Linked DNA regions of Mus musculus: region 1 is linked to region 2. A link is a loop called in an ENCODE intact Hi-C map of the cell type or tissue named here. Cell type or tissue: heart. All regions are shown on one strand. Each heading gives the region's core, and the rest is flanking DNA. Links, peaks and the distances in the headings are about the cores only.

What was found. Hi-C counts contacts between places; a loop is a spot of excess contacts. Peaks named below come from ENCODE experiments on the same cell type or tissue, not always from the same donor. Only the 100,000 strongest peaks of a DNase experiment are listed, where the experiment ranks them.
Region 1: it touches region 2 in a loop (7-fold over the local background); 2 of 42 quality-filtered maps call a loop at or near these places.

Annotation. Positions count from the first base shown.
Region 1 is chr1:152,421,822-152,424,742 of GRCm38, reverse strand. The region is part of intron 1 of Colgalt2 (collagen beta(1-O)galactosyltransferase 2); the gene reads right to left. Among named protein-coding and RNA genes, the nearest start is that of Colgalt2, 23 kb to the right of the region's middle. In heart, for the core only: no CTCF peak of the experiment used is centred there; no DNase peak of the experiment used is centred there; H3K27ac peaks cover 1,748 bases.
Region 2 is chr1:152,498,666-152,501,586 of GRCm38, reverse strand. It overlaps Colgalt2 (collagen beta(1-O)galactosyltransferase 2), which reads right to left. Exons shown (of 12, transcript NM_177756.4): 8 at 1,576-1,682. Among named protein-coding and RNA genes, the nearest start is that of Gm51749, 40 kb to the left of the region's middle. In heart, for the core only: no CTCF peak of the experiment used is centred there; a DNase peak (open chromatin) is centred at 1,626.

The DNA.
Region 1 (2,921 bases), core at 178-2,677, 77 kb after region 2:
AAACATTATATAGTCACATCCGTTCTGAAAATACAGAAATTATGAGATCAGAGATTGCAATAGTCACTAAATCTAAACTCAACCCCTGCTCCCTCCTCTCTCTGTCTCTGTCTGTCTGTCTGTCTGTCTCTCTCTCTCTCTCTGTCTCTGTCTCTCTCTCTCTGTATTTTTTTTCTAAACAAAATAAAAAACATGATGATGGGTCTTCTTTCCAAAATCCCTTTTCTTCAGAGAGAGAAATAAAATAAAATAAAATCTCAACTCTAGTTTCACAGTGAATGTGATGGCTCTTTGAAACATCAGAGCAGTTTGTCTCCCTGAACCTAGTACCATGATAAATAAACTATGTTTTCAGTGTGGATGTGGAAATTCAAATGAACATACAATTCTCCTCATGTACCTTCTTGGAATGAACACTTTTCCCCTGACCAAGCAAATAAGATATAGGTGTCATAGAAAGAATTCCAAGTTTCCTGCCCCTGAGGAGTTTGGATTCCAATTTTGTCACCGGAGAGACCACTGAATAGCTGAGGCAGGGAATCTTTAGTTGTTTGGGGACTTTAATTATACCCTAAAATCAAATCAATAAAACCAGATTGCTGACAATAGGATAACTTGTATCCTTTCCTAGATATTTACTAAGCTCCTCCCTCCACAGTACCTAATCCGAGGACACAGTAAAGTACAAGCCCTGTTGTTTAGAAGCTGGGTTAGGCACATGAAGGAGGTCTCAGCCTGTATGAAGCTACCAGAGGAAAGACAGGTCTGTGGCAAGCCTTGGAGAATAGATAAATTAATGATGAAGAACAGAAATCAGGATTCAGCAAAGAACATTTAGTAGTCAAAAGCTCAGAGGCCAGAGGAAGTTGTGCTACATTAGAAGGCAGTTCCACAGGCTTGTACTGAGGCCAAGAAGAAAGGATGGGCAGAGAAGCTGGCCGAATCTCCACATTTTAATGGACCTTCTGTTCCATGTCAAGGTATCCAAGCTTCACTTTCAAAGATCTGTTGAAGGTTCGTAAACTACAGAGCCAATTTTATCTAAAACTGCAGTATAGAGGTTGGGTAGGTTGAGAGAGGAAACAGCGGAGCAGAGCAATCCACTGGAGACAAGGATAATAGTGTCTTGAACAAAGGGAGTGACAGAGGGTAGGGGCATGGGAAAGCCTCCTACATTAAAGGAGGAAAGCCTAGAACTCTCGAAGGGGAATTCTGTGAGAAGTAAGGGTATGCACATTAAATGTAAGGAAATGCATGTCTAAGCATGTTGTATTCCCTGTGCTCATGGAAGCAGAGCCCCATGCTGTCACCCACAGTTCCTACCCTTGGAGGTTCTTAGAGCGCAGCAGCAAACTGCAGTTGCTGGGACACTGGCCTTCTAAAGCAGAGGGAGGCAGCGGTGTATGAGAACTGATGTCTTCAGTGAATGGATGTCTCTACATGGTTGTACATTTTCTACCTTGGTAAGAATGGAGTCCGAGTGCCCTAATCTCTGCTCAGTCACCTTTGCAGTGTTCTGAGCCCTGAGGCCCTCAGGGGCAGTCCCTGGTCTGCTGCTATGACCTCATTCTGCTGGAAGTCAGGAAGGAAGCTGAGAGAACAAAGGTTCTGATGGGAAGAAGTGAGACTTGATCAGCAGATGACAGTCATCAGGTCCCCAGGCCCCCTCCTGCATAACACAGAGGGTCAGAGCTATTACATGAAACTAAGATAAGATTCTAAATCTTGGGTGTGGATGGCATGATGTGTGTGGGATTCAAGCTTATTAGAAATTCTATCTATAATTCATCGAGTGTCATTTTACTTTCAGTGAACACGTTGAAGAGCTAAAAATGTCAAAGGTGGTGCTGCAAAACCGAGCTCTTCTCCAAGCCTCAGATTGTCATAGTGACTTTATTTATAGACACATGGTAGTTTCTGGAACCATGCAGAGTTAATAAAATGTGACAGAATGATTTCTTGTGCATGCATTAAATGATAATTATTAAATTAACCAGAGTCAAAATATTTTAGAGCTCTACACCACGGTTATAAATTTTCAGCAACTAAAACTGTTGTCATTCATGGAGTCACACCAAAGGTACAGGAGGGAATTATCCTGCCAGCCTAGAAGGGGACTCTTCTTGTGCTATGACTTGTTCTATTCAGCACAGCGAAAGCAACCATCTGGAAGGCCTGCAAAGTATTTGACTGTGGGAAATGAGTGTAGGTGTTAAAACTAATATTTATAACTACGGACCTGGGACTGCTACTTTGTTCAGTGGTAATATTTCAGTGTGGAAGTAGGCTGACTGTCATTCATTCTGACAGCGCAGACAATAAACCACAATGCTAGCAGAGGAAGGGCTGACTCTGTGACATAATCAAAAGTGAAAACAGAATTTCTGAAAGAGTGTTGGTATCAGTGCTGCTGTAAGGCTGTGAGTGGAAGGGTCTGGTGTGATCTCATCCAGCCTTTGTAACACACGAAGGCATATATTACCTGGGCCACCCATTTTAAGAAAAGCCACACATAATTCCAAATGTTGGATTGAATATAAGAGTGACTATTTTCTATCTTTAAAGTTTTCATGAGTATAGGGGTTCGTTCTGCCTGCATGTGTATCTGTGTATCGCATGCATTCAGTGCCAGAAGAGGCCAGAGGAAGGCATCAGGTCCCCTGAAACTGGAGTTCTAGAGGGCTGTGAGCTACCATGAGAGTACTGGGAATCAAACCCAGGTCCTCTGCTAGAGCAACAAGTGCTATTAACCCCTTAGCCACCTCTCCAACTCCCAAAGTAATTCTTTTACACAAAAACATATGTAAGGCATGTATTTCAACTAGGAAAACAAATCTGCCATATTCTAAAAGTCAATGCTATAAAAACCCAAGACTCAAAGCATTTCCAGACCAGCTGCCTGACACAGTGCTGTGAGTCTG
Region 2 (2,921 bases), core at 153-2,652:
ACCAGGTAAACTTGTTTTCCAGCATTATAAGTGCAGTTTAACCTGTGAAGATCTATAAAATCAATGCACCATGTTGACAGAAAAGAAGCTATGTGTTCATCCCAATGGAAGATGCATTTGACAAACTTTCATGTTAAAAAATAAGAAAACAGTAATAAAAAAAAAGGTCTACACCACCAGCTTGATAAAACTGTACCTCGAGCATAACTTAACAGAGAAAATCTAAATAAATGCTTTCTCTCTGAGATCAGGAAAAGACAAAAGCTCTGCTTTCATCATGCCCTTTGAATGTTGTGTTCAAGGTAATAGCCAGGCTGGGTCATAAGGCAAGACAGGGAAATAAGTGCTATCTAAATTGCAAAAGAGGAAATAATGCTTCCTCCAATTATAAATGACAAGATCTTGCCTACAGAAGAACCAAAGCAATGCATGTACACACACACACACACACACACACACACACACACACACACACGCACTCACCACACAACTAAAATTGATAACTAGGGCTGCAGAATATATGATCAGTATACAACAACCTATAGTATCTTTACACATTGGCAATAAATACTAAAAACAATAAATTAAGGAAATAATTCTATTACCATGGTATCAACAAATGCCAAAGAATAAATTTAACAAAAGACTTAAAACTAAAAGCAACAAAGCCTCAGTCAAACAATTGATGTAAGTGAAGTGACTTGTTATGATTCCTGGCACTTCTTCAACTGACCTGTAGTTCAGTGCAGCTCCTATCAACACCCAAGCTGGTGTGTGTGTGCGTGTGAGGGTGTGTGTGTGTTTAAATCTATGTGTAAACTGACAATATAATAGTAATGTTCACAGGACACCAAGCACCTATGCTAGGCAAACCAGCCTTCCAAACAAGTGACAAAGGTGCAGGACTCATGTCTCCTTATACAGTAAAGCCACTGCCATTAAGTCAATGTGCTACTGACATAAGGATAGATCTATAAATTAACTTAATGAAACTAAGAGGTCGGGGGCATTCTCTTACATTTATGGTCAACTGATTTTTGACAAAGGTTCCCAGAATTCAGAGGGCAAAGTGTAGTTTTCAAATAAGTGGTACAGGGGAAGCCAGATGACCTATTTGAAAATGAGAGGGGAATCCCAAACACTTAGCTCAACATAGACCAAAGGCTTAGAGACATACCTGTAAATCCCAGCACTCTGGAGGCCGAGGCAGGAGAATTACAAGTTCAAGGCTAGCCTGGGTTATAGTCAGTTCTAGGTATGTGTGATTTTACTGTCACATCTCCAGGGAAAATGGCCCCTGTGGTCAGACCAGGAGGAATCTAGATGTCTCACACCACAGGACATATAGACCTTTATCTGTTATCTGTTTGTTTGTTTTCTGCAGACCTGAACATGGTTTCAAACACATTCCCTCTATTACATGAGAAACCACCACAGCTCTGAGGGTGGCCAGAGACTGGAGGATCAGGTCCCCTCCGTGGTCAGAACCTCAGAGGTCCCTCCCTCCAGGACTCCTTCTTAGTCGGACAAGGCTCCAACCACACCTGCAAGGGGGCGGGCAGAGGAGTGACTCACTTCCCATCCACGGCCTCGACAATCTTGACCTCGATCTCCTGTTCGTAGAGTGTGCGCAGCATCCTGTCCCGCCTGTCCTTCCTGCGTTTGAGGTTGATCATGAAAATCTAATGCAGGATACAAAAGGGCAAAGAAACACGAGTGGCTGGGAGTTATTTTGGGTTGGTTGAAAAGCTTAGCAAAACGGATGTGAGGACCAGAGGGGTAAGGGATGGGAAGAAAGCTATGGCTTTGTCTTCCTTATTGGGTTCACGGGCGAGGACCTATTTATCAGAACTAAGCTGCTTTCTAGATATAACCATCAGCAATGGCCTAACCTGATAGTCACCGATGGTCACGTTCTCTATTGTCTTGAGCAAATAAAGTTCAAAAAATGATCACCCCAAAGGCCAAAGGTGAATTAAAATGCACATACACAGCTCAGAAGGGGAGCTGTGTTTTGCTAAATGGCTTAATCAAGCCAAATGACTAAATGCATCCACGTACTTCAGGTTTAATACTGCCGCTTGCTGTTTGCCTAAGGCCTGTTGCTTCCATGTCTCAGTCTCCTCATCCTGGAATGGGGACCACTGTGGCTCTACTGCACAAGTACTATGCTTGGTATCGTCACAATTCACACCCACTAGGTAAGCTTTACAGCTTTCAAAAACTAAGAAAGATCCGAGTCTTCATGTGTTCAGAATGAATGTCAAGATCTCCGTCTCACAAGCTTTTTTTTTTTTTTTGCCAGAATTCTTCAACCCCTAAATCTAAAAGGATAAAGGCATTGAAGAAAAGGGCCCAGTTCCCTGGTTGTTACCCTTGACCGAGGAGAGAGTAGCATAAAACATGATTTCGGTATGAGATTTTTTTTTTGAGTGCTCAACAGAGGGCACCTGCTGGCTTGTGAATACAGATGGATGTGCATTCGGGCTTTCTGAGCGAGGGCCAAGTCTGCCTGTACCCTTTACCCTGGCCTGAAATGCCTAGATGATAGCAGTACTAACATATAGACATCATAAGGCAACTAAAGCCTCATGAAGACTGCTGTAGGGAAATTAGCGTTTTATGTATGTATGTATGTATGTATGTATTTATTTATTCATTTATTTATTTAGTGTGTATAGTGTAACTGCATTGCTGTGAGTGTCGAGAAGGTCAGAGGACAATTGACAATCTTCTAGCTTGACAGCAAGTGCTTTCAGCCACCAGACTGTCTTACCAGTGCATAAGTTAGCTTTTGAATAAAGGCCTCTGGCTGCAAGCACTGATGAGCTGATTTTGAATATTAAACTATTGGGAGATGTTAACAGCCATCAGGAATCTACATCCCAGTGAGGGAGAAACCTACAGGAACAGGGCAGAGG